Regions from separate parts of the Homo sapiens genome. Here regions 1 and 3 are each linked to region 2. Evidence: chromatin contacts called from ENCODE Hi-C or POLR2A ChIA-PET data. All regions are on one chromosome and are shown on one strand. The core of a region is the stretch at or near the end of the contact, and the rest is flanking DNA. Distances in the headings are between cores, read along the strand shown. Region 1 holds the start of BRD10 (bromodomain containing 10). Region 2 holds the start of PLGRKT (plasminogen receptor with a C-terminal lysine). Region 3 holds the start of UHRF2 (ubiquitin like with PHD and ring finger domains 2).

What was found. A loop is a pair of places that touch in the nucleus more often than their neighbours do. ChIA-PET counts read pairs that join two places held with the same protein, here RNA polymerase II (POLR2A). Pooled maps may share reads with other maps.
Region 1: a map of B cell shows a loop between it and region 2 (8-fold over the local background). The contact joins the promoter of BRD10 here to the promoter of PLGRKT in region 2. A Hi-C loop is called at or near these places in 9 of 168 maps with a recorded cell type or tissue (B cell, CD4-positive, alpha-beta T cell, CD4-positive, alpha-beta memory T cell and 4 more), 6 of 37 single-sample maps with no recorded cell type and 29 of 50 pooled maps. POLR2A ChIA-PET finds 5 or more read pairs at or near these places in 3 of 52 experiments (CD4-positive, alpha-beta T cell, CD4-positive, alpha-beta memory T cell and activated B cell).
Region 3: a map of CD8-positive, alpha-beta T cell shows a loop between it and region 2 (8-fold over the local background). The contact joins the promoter of UHRF2 here to the promoter of PLGRKT in region 2. A Hi-C loop is called at or near these places in 4 of 168 maps with a recorded cell type or tissue (CD4-positive, alpha-beta memory T cell, CD8-positive, alpha-beta T cell, naive thymus-derived CD4-positive, alpha-beta T cell and 1 more), 3 of 37 single-sample maps with no recorded cell type and 16 of 50 pooled maps. POLR2A ChIA-PET finds 5 or more read pairs at or near these places in 2 of 52 experiments (BJ and CD4-positive, alpha-beta T cell).

What each region holds. Positions count from the first base shown.
Region 1 is chr9:6,006,128-6,010,280 of GRCh38, forward strand. It overlaps BRD10 (bromodomain containing 10), which reads right to left and starts at 2,355. Exons shown (of 8, transcript NM_001017969.3): 1 at 1,068-2,355. The coding sequence starts at 1,660. MIR4665 (microRNA 4665) reads left to right here and starts at 1,699; the gene lies at 1,699-1,777. RefSeq lists silencers at 823-882, 1,273-1,432, 1,623-1,852, 1,903-2,422 and enhancers at 1,023-1,252, 1,384-1,885, 1,886-2,385.
Region 2 is chr9:5,435,943-5,439,860 of GRCh38, forward strand. It overlaps PLGRKT (plasminogen receptor with a C-terminal lysine), which reads right to left and starts at 1,983. Exons shown (of 6, transcript NM_018465.4): 1 at 1,847-1,983; 2 at 627-752. RefSeq lists enhancers at 1,285-2,484, 1,540-1,629, 3,190-3,349.
Region 3 is chr9:6,411,139-6,414,964 of GRCh38, forward strand. It overlaps UHRF2 (ubiquitin like with PHD and ring finger domains 2), which reads left to right and starts at 2,061. Exons shown (of 16, transcript NM_152896.3): 1 at 2,061-2,505. The coding sequence starts at 2,353. RefSeq lists silencers at 1,779-1,918, 2,199-2,378, 2,449-2,878.

The sequences.
Region 1 (4,153 bases), core at 1,105-3,604, 570 kb after region 2:
TATTCAACGACTGCTACTACTTACATTAAAATGGCTAACACTTATACTTGGCTAACTATGGGAGCAGCACTGTTGATTTCACATTTATTAACTCATTAAATCCTCAAAGCAACTCTATGAGAGAAGTACTATTATTATCCCCGCTTGATAGATGAGGAAACTGAGGCCAAAAAGGTTAAGTGACTTGCTCAACTTAAATTCACTCTAATAGTAAACAGTCAAACTACTATTCCACTTCAACTACCAATACCAAAAACATTGAATTTTTCCACTCCCGAAAAATTTAAACTTTAGAAATTAACTTGGCTGACACAGACTATACAATTATTATAAAACAATACATTCATTTTAGTATCCTCCTCTTGTGTTAAATAATTGGATATATGGGTGGCGGATACCAAGAGCACAGTATCATCTGACTTGCCTATGATTTCTGGTAGAATAAACATAAATGTATAAACTTTAAAAAATGTGTGTTGATGCATTCCCTATTATTGCAAAAATTGGGTGTCCTCAGATGAAACGGAGAGAAAAGATCAGTAGTATGCAAAAGTAACCATTAACCATTTAGTAACACTCCATAAATCTTCGATGACCGACATGGGTAGTAAATGATAAAATTATTTTTTAATGGTTTAAGACACCTTTTTACATAAGCCAAAATTATTTTTCTAGAGATATTTCATCCTAAACGCTGTTTTAAATGTCATGCTAAAACTGTCTAAAAGTTGCAGGTCCAACTTCCATCCCACAAAAACTGTTCCTCTGCCTACACGTGCAATTCTTCCTACGGGACCCATTCCATTTTACATCTGCAAACTATACCCAGCTCTTCAGCGCTGCAGACTCGGGTTTCCTTCTCAGTCTACGCGCAAGCCGGGTTCGGCCCACACCCACCACACCCCTCCGGTCCCCGCCCAGCGCCGCTCCTCCTCCCGGGCTTCTCCAGCACCGACTCAGCACCTATCAGCGCCGCCCCCAGGCCCCTGGCCCAGCCCATCCTCGGGCACGTGTGAGTGTGTGTTTGTGTCAGTCTGTCAGTCCCACCGGGGACCGGGCTCGCTTACCGAGAGAGAAGCGCTAACTTCTGCTCCAGCATCATCTCCAGCTTCTGGCCCTGTTTGGAGATCCAGTGGTCCACTCCGTGCAGGCGGTAGCACGTCTCCAGCATCAACCTGAAGTCCGCCACGAACTCGGTGATGCCCCCGTACTGGCCGCTGGCGAACTTCTCTTCCATCTGCAGCAGACACATGCCCTGTCCGGGCTGCTGCGGGAAGGCGCGACCGCCCCGGCCCCCGCTGCGCGGCCCTTCCGCCACCTCCTCCTCCGCGGTGGCAACGCCCCCCAAGGGCTGCAGAAAGGGGGCGGTGAGGCCCCGGTGCTTCTCCTGCAGGAACTCGCCCAGGATGCGGTAGCCCTGCTGTAGCTCGTAGGTCAGCTCCTGCTCCTTGCAGCAACCGCCTCCGATCACCATCGCCTCCATCTCTTCCTCCTGATCGTCCGCGTCCTCCAGCGAGGAGGCACTCCTTCCGTGGGCCGGCCCTGAGGTCTGGGCCGCCGCTGCCACCTCCTCCTCGTCGTCCTCTCCTTCGGCCGCCGGTGGCGGCCGCTCTTCCTCCCCAGCCGGCTCCATCGCTCCCGGCGTCCCGGGCACACTCATGCCCCGGCAGGCCTAGGCTGGGCGGTGTGGAACAGCCGCTCGAGGTGCTGGGGGACGCGTGAGCGCGAGCCGCTTCCTCACGGCTCGGCCGCGGCGCGTAGCCCCCGCCACATCGGGCCTGGCTCTCCTCAGCCGCCGGCTCGGCTCGGTGCGCGCGGGGGTCTTGAGCTCACCGCCGGCGGGGCGGGGTTACATGGCGCGCGAGGAGGGGGGAGAGAAGAGGAGAGCCTAGGTGCCCTCCTCTCCCCTCCCCCCCGGCGGCGGCGCGCGCACGGCCCTCGCCGGCCTCACCCCTCCGCACCCCGCCCGCCTGCTCTTCACCGGCCAGGCCCTGCCGGGTCGCCGCGGCCTCGGCGCCCCACCCCCTCCCGGGCCAGCGGGGGGCTGGGAGGGGGCGAGGAGGAAGGGGGTTCTCCTCTCCCCTCCCCGGAGGGGGCCGCAGCGGCGGCTCCGGCTCCTCCTCTCCCTCACACCCCCTCCCGCCCCCCTCTACCTGCGGGGGACACGGGCAGAAGGAGGCGGTGCACGGACGGGGCCCGGCGACAACTGTCAGTTAGAAGCCCCGCTGGGCGGTGAGGGGGGAGAAAGGGGAGGGGCAGGGAGAGAAGGGGGAGGGCACTCAGCCCCCCGGCTGGGAAGAGCTGTGGAGAGAAGCAAAGAAAGAGGCCCTGTCGCCATCCCCGGTGCGCATGCGTAGTAGAACAATTCCCCCCTCCCCCCCCGCCACCATCGTGCCCCGCCCCGCTACGCAAAAGGAAGAGCTTCGGCTCAGCTACAGGCCCAGAAGCCTGCTAGGGTTGCGCGGACCAATGATGTAATCAATCGTAGGCCAATCGAACATGTTGATGGAGGGGGAAGCAAGGCGCCTGCGCAGCTTAATTCGCTACCGCCTGGGAAGGTGGCCAAAAGGCTTTTTTTAAAGCAAGTGCTTCAAGAGGAAACTTCTTTTGCAAGACCCGTGTTAGCCCCCCAAACTAAAATTAAAGTTGCTAGATAACCTTTGTTAATGGCAAATGAATAGTGAGAAAGCGCAAAATGTAAATCTTCTCTACTATAAAATTTACATTCTGTTCCCACCCTTTCTCCCTTGTGACTGCGGGTCTTCTATATATAACCAGAATTTTGAGAAGTTTAGAAAGAAAGTTTAAGGACTCGACCATACGTTCACATGCAGAAGAAAAGGAAGTGATTTTTAGAACCCCAGCTCTTAACATCAATTCATATTTTGGAACTAATTCCATGTTTTCAGTTACAAATTTCCACCCTCCCGATTCTTGAGATCTGTTAAGAATAAAGAGAATGGAACCTCATTTAAACAAATTCTTGGGACTGAAAACAGTCAAAATAGTTCATGTCTGAGTTGTACAGCATTAAACAGTTGTTTGCATGGGCTGATAATCTCACTACATTTTACAATTACTGTTTAATGACTAAAAAGTGGACTCATCATTCACATTGGTTTACATGTTACTTAAAATTAGTTGGGAGGTAGGAATTCATGGTTCCATAAAGCAAATACTACTATTTCCTCATGTTCTATTTGAAAGACGCACATATTATTTTTTCTAGGTACACAGAACCCTCGTTAAAACCTAGAATTACCTAAACACAAAAACAAAATTACAGAAATCATGCATTTTAAAAGTAAAATGTGTATAACTAAATGATTAGGATACTCTGACTCTTGCAATTGTTTACTTCTCATTAATGTGAACTTTAAAGCAGTGATAAAATTTTTTTTTAACCTCAAAGCTGTTTTTGTCCAGTAAGTTAAGTATCACTCTTAAGTAAAATAGTGAAGCGGGAACGCTCTGTTAGGGTATTCACACTGTCCTCCACACATACCTTTTATCTAGTATTCGAGGTCTCCTCTCATCAGACATTTGTAATATATAACGCATTTACAGGGTTCTCTCCCCTCAGAGAAGAGTCTGTGGACTCTGAAGAGTCCACAGAACCTCAGCTCACAGAAAGAAAAATGCAGGGATCAGTCTTACTTCAGCACCTGGCAACCAAAACGTGTGTCTGACTAGACATTCCTCCTTTCTTTCGACAAAGCCCAGGAATCTGAAGCCCAACGTACCCAAGCAAACATCCTCTACTCCTCTTTAGTCATCAGCTCTATTTCATGACTCTTGGACAATATTAGCTTACATTATTGAACCCTGTGCCACTAAGCACTTTATATTCATTGTCTCCTTTAATCTCACAACAAGCCTATCAGCTAGGTATTAACCTTATTTTTCAGATGAGGAAACTGCCTCTTAGTTTAAGAAAGTTGTTAAACAAAGTTAAAATCTAGGTCTGTCATACTTCAAAAACTCCAGGTGCCTAATTCCAAGTCATCTGGCAGAATTTCTAATTCCTCATACATAAAAGTGTAGGGAATTGCTAGAAATGTTGATAAAGGGTTTCTTAATTAAGATTATATAAAAGAGAAAGGTGTGGGTGAGTAGAAGGAACCTCAACTCTAGGTTATGAAGAGGTCAAGAT
Region 2 (3,918 bases), core at 733-3,232:
ATACACCTGGAGTTTCAGGGCTCTGTGCCAGAGTCAGCTTCAAAGCTGAGCACAGGATACCAAACCACTTACCAGGATGAAGAGGCACAATGCTGAAAAGGCCTGAGGTGGTGAGATTTCCCTCCCCTTCTGCCACTGTGCCACTCGAGCACCCTGTGACCAGAGTTAGAGGCCACTCACTGACAGCAGGGTGATTTGGCAGTTCTTTCCTTTCTCCAAACCCTAACAGTCCCATGCGACTCATCTCTAACAGCAGACCAGAACCTGCCTGAGGTTAGGAGCGAGATATTATCCATCTTGATAGTCTCCATGGTGTCTACTTCCCCTAAATATTTGCACAAAGCATGAGAGATACAAGAAAAACTGTGGCTCAGGCCACTTGCCATTACTTATTTTTCTTCTGAACATAGGAGTGGATGACTAAATTTTTACACCTGCTGCAAACATTTATAAAGAAAACAACTGTACTCTAGTACTATTCCTCCACATACCCTGTATATCACAGAGCTGTGTGCTTTCAAGTGCTCCTGTTTGTAAGGGGTTAGGATCTCCCCTGAAAAGAGAGAGTCCTCATGTCAATCATCTGGGAAAGAAACACTGTCTGGGAAGTTAGTATTTAGATTTACCTCTTTCTGGGCCTTGCTCTCCTGGGTCTGGACTTGTAGTCTGAATGTGTTAGAGGACGCTCCCAGGTGGAAGGGTTAAAGGTGGAAGCCAAGCAGGAAGAAGAGCTTCCTTATGGGAAACCACACCTGAGAATAAATAAATGCATCACACCTTGTAAATTTCACCCTGGAGTTCAGTATTTTCAACATTCTTTCCTTTCCCAACTTCCCCATTCCTGGCAAAGTCATTTCCCAAAGTCTGGGAATATTCCGTAGGGTGTCCAGAACACTTTCAGCTATCTCCTCTTGCTCACAAAATATGTATCAGAAAATAAGCAAAATTGACCTTGCAATAGGGATAACTTTGATTTCACTCACTTGTATAAGTTAAGTCTTTTAAAAATTCTAACACTTTTCACCAGGGGTAAAAAAAAATGTCTTGCTACTTATACAATTTTAAACATCACTGTGTCTCAGAGTGATGTTTTGCAGAGAATGCTGATTTCAATCCCTCTGTCTTCATTTTCCCTTTGATTCCTTCTGAGATCTTGGAAGGGGTCTTTAATGCTTCAGCCCTGCCTCAGGTGAGCTATAGATTACTATGGGAAGGTGTATTTCTGGGGAGGAGAAGTGGTGCCTGCAAGTTCCAGACAACCTTTCTTCCGGTCACCCGTGAGTACCTAGATTTGATTTTACTTGGGGGGACATAAAAAATTAATTGCATGAATTCTGTCATCGGGATTACCACGCTGACTTATTTCCCGATCAGATGACACATTGCCTGAATGTATGACTGATCGTCTCACCACAGTCATTTTCAATATTTGCATCCCATTGAAATTAAGCCACATCCCCTTGCAAATTCCAGCCCAGAGCCCACAGCTTCCGGAGGTTTTCTGTAATTAACACCGCCCTTGCTCCCTGAGGCCAGTTACTGTAATTTAGGTATTCCCCGCAATAGTGTGCTGATTTCTGTTGAGAGCACTGTGCCTGTTTTTCTCAACTCTATTTTAAAGCTACGGAGAGATCCGGAGTCCACGCCAGGCGACAAGAACGCGCTCTAATGGAACGAAGTTGGCAATACCTATCAGCACCAGGGGCAGTGCGAGAGCCAAGAGCCGGCGCTCACGAGGAGCGGGCGCCCAGCGCTGCCTGGCAAGCCCGGAGCCCAGGAGATCGCGCTGACTGACATGGCCGGGCTGACCCTTCTCCCCACCCGCCTGCGGCCGGTGTTCACTCACTGGGCGGCGCTGGTGCCGGGACCAGGCGACCGGTACGCAAACCTCCAGGCCCGGGCTCCTTTCGCCCGCTGCAGGGACCGGGCCTCGCTCCGCCCAGCGTCGGGATTGGCGCCCAGACACAGTAGATGACGCACCTCAGCCAATTCGCGCAGCCCTCAGCTTCTTTAAAGAGCCGGCACTTCCGCCAGAAGCCGGGTGTGTCCTTCCGGGCCAGGCTCAGTGTTACCAGAGGTGGGAGGGGAAGGTCAAAAGAGGCAAATTCAAAGCCGCGGCGACTCAGCTGCCAGATTTTTGAGATGAGGCAGAGGAAGCGGAGTGGAATTCTCAATTAAAGGCCTCTGTCCCCTCATCTGTTAAATTGGCACTATTAAAAAGTCATAAAGATAAGACAGAAACGAGAAAGAAGAGAATTGACTGAAATTACCCATTCTTTTTTGAACAGAGCCGTCTTTCTCCCCTGCTGCTCAGAGAGATGTCGGTCTCGCCTCAACCTCACCAGCAATTTCTATCTTGAATAAGCCACGTCTCTCTCCCAGCCTGAGAGAATGCTTGAATTGTTGGCACTCTGTTCTTTGCTACCAAATGGCTTGGAAAAATAGCATGAACGTCACCAGTCTCTGGCCTTCAGGAAAGTCCCTGCTAACCACCACAGCGGTGGAGAAGGCGTCTAACTTTCTCCAGGCTCAGCGTGTGAGTGCACACCGCCCTGACCTCCTGGGCGCGTCTTGATGCTCTCAACAGCAGCCCTCAGGATTCTGGACTGTGGGTCCCACATTCCAGATACCATTTGTGGAATGGCTGGATGAGAAAATTGCAACAGCACCCTCATTTCCAGTTAAGGGAATGGGCGGGTTACCAGGAGGTTTGACACTCTTGAAGGGAGGTTAACAACTGATGCAAGAAGTAAGGAATCGTGTTTGAGTGCACAGACTCTAGCATAAACACACCTACCTTCAATTTCTAGCTCTGTCACTGTCACTCTGAATTTATCACCTCTGCAACAGGACTAAAGCCATCTAATTTATTGGATTGTGAGGACTAAAAGATAATATATGTGGGCATTTAGCACAGTGTCGGGCACATAGTTCGCCTTCCGTAACCAGTAGTAACCAGTAACAGCGGGGAGCTGTTAGTAACTATAGGGCTGAGGGGTGGGGGAAGGAAGCAGTTACTAAAACCAGGCGAGAGCGAGAGCGGTAGCTGTGGCTGTACGAGAGAGTAACCAACTGGAACCGTGTCGTTCAGTAGAGGAAAGCAAGCAATGCCAACTTTTCACCAAGTAAGGTGAGATTCTATAGTTGTAGCCAGTGCTGAGACGTCAGCCCAAAGCAGGGACAGAGTGGAGAAGACCCACCTCTCTGTTCTCCCAGCTCTGATATCCAGCTGGGGTCTTCCGCTGGCTGGATCCACCAGGAAGCCAGAAGACAGTGGAGCTAGGTCTGTGTAGTCTGTAGAGGTCAGCCTACTAGGCACAATGCCTGGAGGGAGAAATAGAAAATATCCAGCACACCATTTCTTTTTTTTGTTTGTTTTTACACTTTAAGCTCTAGGGTACATGTGCACAACGTGCAGGTTTGTTACCTATGTATACATGTGCCGTGTTGGTGTGTTGCACCCATTAAGTTGTCATTTACATTAGGTGTATCTCCTAATGCTATCCCTCCCCCCTCCCCCCACCCCACAACAGGCCCCGGTGTGTGATGTCCCCCTTCCTGTGTCCAAGTGTTCTCATTGTTCAATTCCCACCTATGAGTGAGAACATGCGGTGTTTGGTTTTTTGTCCTTGCGATAGTTTGCTGAGAATGATGGTTTCCAGCTTCATCCACGTCCCTACAAAGGACATGAACTCATCATTTTTTATGGCTGCATAGTATTCCAGCACACCATTTCTACAACCTTGGGTTTATTGTGTTTGGAAGCCTAGATCCAAAGGAAGGAATGCTGCCACTAGAAGACCCCGTCACTGAATTGAATTGAATTTCAATTCATTGATTCGAAAGCTGAAACTGCCCTCTGGTCACTTTGATTCCTCACAGTGACAGAATGGTATGATTCATCCCAAATACCAAAAG
Region 3 (3,826 bases), core at 811-3,310, 980 kb after region 2:
ATGTAATTGTGGTTTTTGCCACCGAAAGAAATGGCAAAACCCCAATGACTTTTGCACCAACCTAAATATCATCTCATTTACATATGTAATAAATACTCAATATTTGCTTTAATTAAAATAGGGGTAGACAAGTGAATTATATTTAGAGGTTCTAGGTGACTGAAATTTTCACAGGGGCAGAAACCCAAAATATGTATGTGCAGTTAATTTTTTCTGTCTCTTCTGTGTTGGGCCATCTTTTTTTTCTCTTTTTTTTTGAGATGGAGTCTCACTCTATCGCCCAGGCTGTAGTGCAGTGGCGTGATCTCAGCTCACTGCAGCCTCCGCCTCCCGGGTTCAAGCAATTCTCCTGCCTCAGCCTCCCGAGTAGCTGGGACTACAGGCAACTGCCACCATGCTCAGCTAGTTTTTTAATATTTTTAGTAGAGATGGGGTTTCACCATGTTGGCCAGGCTGGTCTGGAACTCCTGACCTCAAGTGATCCGCCCACCTCGGCCTCCCAAAGCGCTGAGATTACAGGCCTGAGCCACTGCGCCCGGCCTTTCTCTTCTTTTTCATGATATACTACTGGATTTGTCTGTGCTTGTAATTATTTTAGCTGTTTATTAGTTTATTACAAAAAAATGGTACTGTACCTTTATGGGAATAATTAGCACCTATGTGAATATTTAAGTTACCGATTTTGGCAAATGTGAAGTCCAAGTTGTCTTGTTTTGTTTACGTTTATATCCTCTCTCCCTTCTTGAGAAGACATATTTTCATTTAAAATAAACCCACTTGGCCGGGCGCGGTGGCTCACGCCTGTAATCCCAGCACTTTGGAAGGCCGAGGCGGGTGGATCACGAGGTCAGGAGATCGAGACTATTAGCCGGGCGCGGTGGCGGGCGCCTGTAGTCCCAGCTACCCCAGGGAGGCTGAGGCAGGAGAATGGCGTGAACCCGGGAGGCGGAGCTTGCAGTGAGCCGAGATCGCGCCACTGCACTCCAGCCTGGGCGACAGAGAGAGATTCCGTCTCTAAATACATACATACATACATACATACATACATAATAAATAAAATAAAATAAACCCACTCACCCCCACCCCGACTCCCCAGCTGTAGCAGGGAAGGATTAAGAAGGCGGGGTGGGGGGTGGGGGAAGCCCTGTTAGGTAGTGCTGCGTTGGGCCCACTTCTGAGGGTTTAATCCTAGTAGGGTCTTTGGAGTTCTTTCTTCGGAGGCGCGTAGCTCTGCATTATTTAAAACTGTTTCCCGCAAACCCGCAATCCCTTAGGCCAAAGGCACCCCTAACGCGGAAAGTCTACGAACGGAAATGTCCGGAGTTAGAGAGCGGCCTTTCGGGCAGCTGCCCCGACTTCTCCAAGGCCGGAGGGCCGGCTGGGAGCGCTGCAAGCCAGAGAGGGCGATCCCAGCGGGACCCGCGGCCTGAGGATAGGCCTGGAGCTGCCGCCTCCGCCAGGCGACGGGAAACCCTCGGAAGTGGGTTTCCGCGCGAAAGTAGCATTGCGGCCAGGCGGGAAACGTGTTCGCGAAGCAGGAGGGCCCCCGGGGCCTTTCCCGGGCGACCCGACCCGCCAGGCCGCGTGGCGGGAGCTTTCCTGTTGAGCGCGGTGGAGCGCACACATTTCCTTCAGTTCTTTCTCGGAAGTTTAGGCCGCACCCACCCGCGCCCCCTTTCCAGGATTATACAAGTGCACGCCAGGGTTTCTTATTTTTGGTGTGTTTTTGAGACCAAAGAACCATATCCGCTAAGCCTGAGGAGGCACCCGCCCCCTCAGCTCTGAAACGAGGCCTCAAAACGGCAACCGATGTGGTAGCCGCGCAATCTTCCGAAACCCAAAGGCTAGAGGGCGTGCCCAGTGGCCAGGTGCAGGCGGTGGGGCAAGTAACGGCTTTTGGTAGCCCCGCCCCTCCGACCCGCCCTCTCCGCGCCTGCCCATTTTCGTTCCCTCGGGTCTGTAACCCTCTCCCGGGCCGCTTCCTCTTTAAGGCGGAGCCCGGCGTGGATCTCGCGAGATCCGGCTTGGCGCCGTGACCTCCATGTGGGAGCTCCAGCTCTATAAGTAAACACTCTGCGCGGCGCAGACATGGCCTCTTCCTATCTTTGAGGCGGTGTCTGCGGCAGCGCCTCAGAGTGGTTCCGGTCGTCTCTCCTCAAGTCGGCTAGTCGGGCGCGCGCGCTGAGAGTCGTCGCCGCCTGTCGGGCCCGGCGTCCGGTCGGTCCGGTGGGCGCGCTCGCCCGCCTGCCGCTGAGGGCCCGAGCCGCAGGGAAAGCGGCGCGGGCCGGGCGGGGCGCGGCGCCCAGAGCTCAGGGGGAGACAAAGGGGACCGGTTCCTCTCTAGGCGCCAAGATGTGGATACAGGTTCGCACCATTGATGGCTCCAAGACGTGCACCATTGAGGACGTGTCTCGCAAAGCCACGATTGAGGAGCTGCGCGAGCGGGTGTGGGCGCTGTTCGACGTGCGGCCCGAATGCCAGCGCCTCTTCTACCGGGGCAAGCAGGTGAGGCGCGCCCGCCGCGCCCCTAGCGAGGCTGGGGGCCGGAACAGCTGGGCTCCTCTGGACGCACCGGTCCGAGGGCTCTGTGCGCCGCGCGCGCAGGGCTCACCTGGCTCCGCTGCGGGTGGGCAGCCCCCGCGAGGCGCGGGGTGCGGGGCCCAGTCCCGCCGAATGGTGGGGAGTGGGTCCCTGCCAGCCCCAACTGGAGGTGCGCCGCGCGGGGTCAGAAGTGAGGGCGTCCGGAGCGCAAATATCTCGCCGTTTGTATTTGGTAGGACAGCGGCCGTAGGCACTGGGTGCCCAGGTCCCTCGCTTCCCGCGCTCGGCGGGGCCTGGGGCCCCCAGAGGGCGGGGAGGGCAGAGGGCTCTGGCGGCCATGCCACCGCGCGGGAGACCCGGAGAGCTGGCTAACCCGGCTGAGCGTTCGCCTGGCTTCCGCGGCTCTTCCGCGTCTTCGGCTCTCAAACAGGGGAAACTCGGGCATTGAGCTCTCAAGAATAAGAACCCTAACTCTGCTTCCTGACTGTGGTAGGATTCGCGCAAACTGAAGATTCGAAGGGTTTCCAGAACTTCTGGTCCCTCTCCCTCGCCGCCTTTCCTAGGTTTGGAATGTCTCGAGGGAGGTTAGAGACCTGGGCATGAAGAAACTGTCGGTTTAACCGGGGGCCGGGTTTACGAATGCCCTATATAAGCCAAGAGTTTTATTCCCGAAGTGAAAAGGAGTGTAAGACTGTTTGCTTTTCTTACTTCTCGCCTTCTAATACTCATGTCGTTCACGCTTTAAGCATAGCACTGCAGCATAGCCAGCGGTGCATACTTGAAGGCTGTCTGTGGGCATCTCTGGTATTTTTATGGTCTGGCCAGTCTAAGTTTTTTTCCTATTCCACAAGTCTCTTACAATCTATATCCCTAGCCACTCAGACCCATCGTATTTTTCTTTGTCTTCATGTTGTTGTTAATACACTAAAAAGTTGGCATCCTGAGTTGATAGACCACAGTTTGGCTCCAATCCTGTGGTTTTAAATAAGTGTAGCTCTTTGATTTGGTAGAAGTAGCCTACAGTTGCAAACTACTTAAAAGGAATATTTTCCTCCCCTTCACAGGCTTAGTCTTCGAAGACTGTCCAGAAATTTCATAGTAACAAATTACACTTTGGGAAGGAGAGAGCTTTTTTTTCCCCTTTCCTTCTCTCTTTAAAATAATGTTATAGCACCTTTGATTTGTGTTTGCAGCCAGTTTTGTACTGACTTCTTAGTGTTTGACTTGTAAAAACAGGTATTTAGTTGTAAGCTTTGCTTTTGAAATAATTGTACACTTGTTAAAT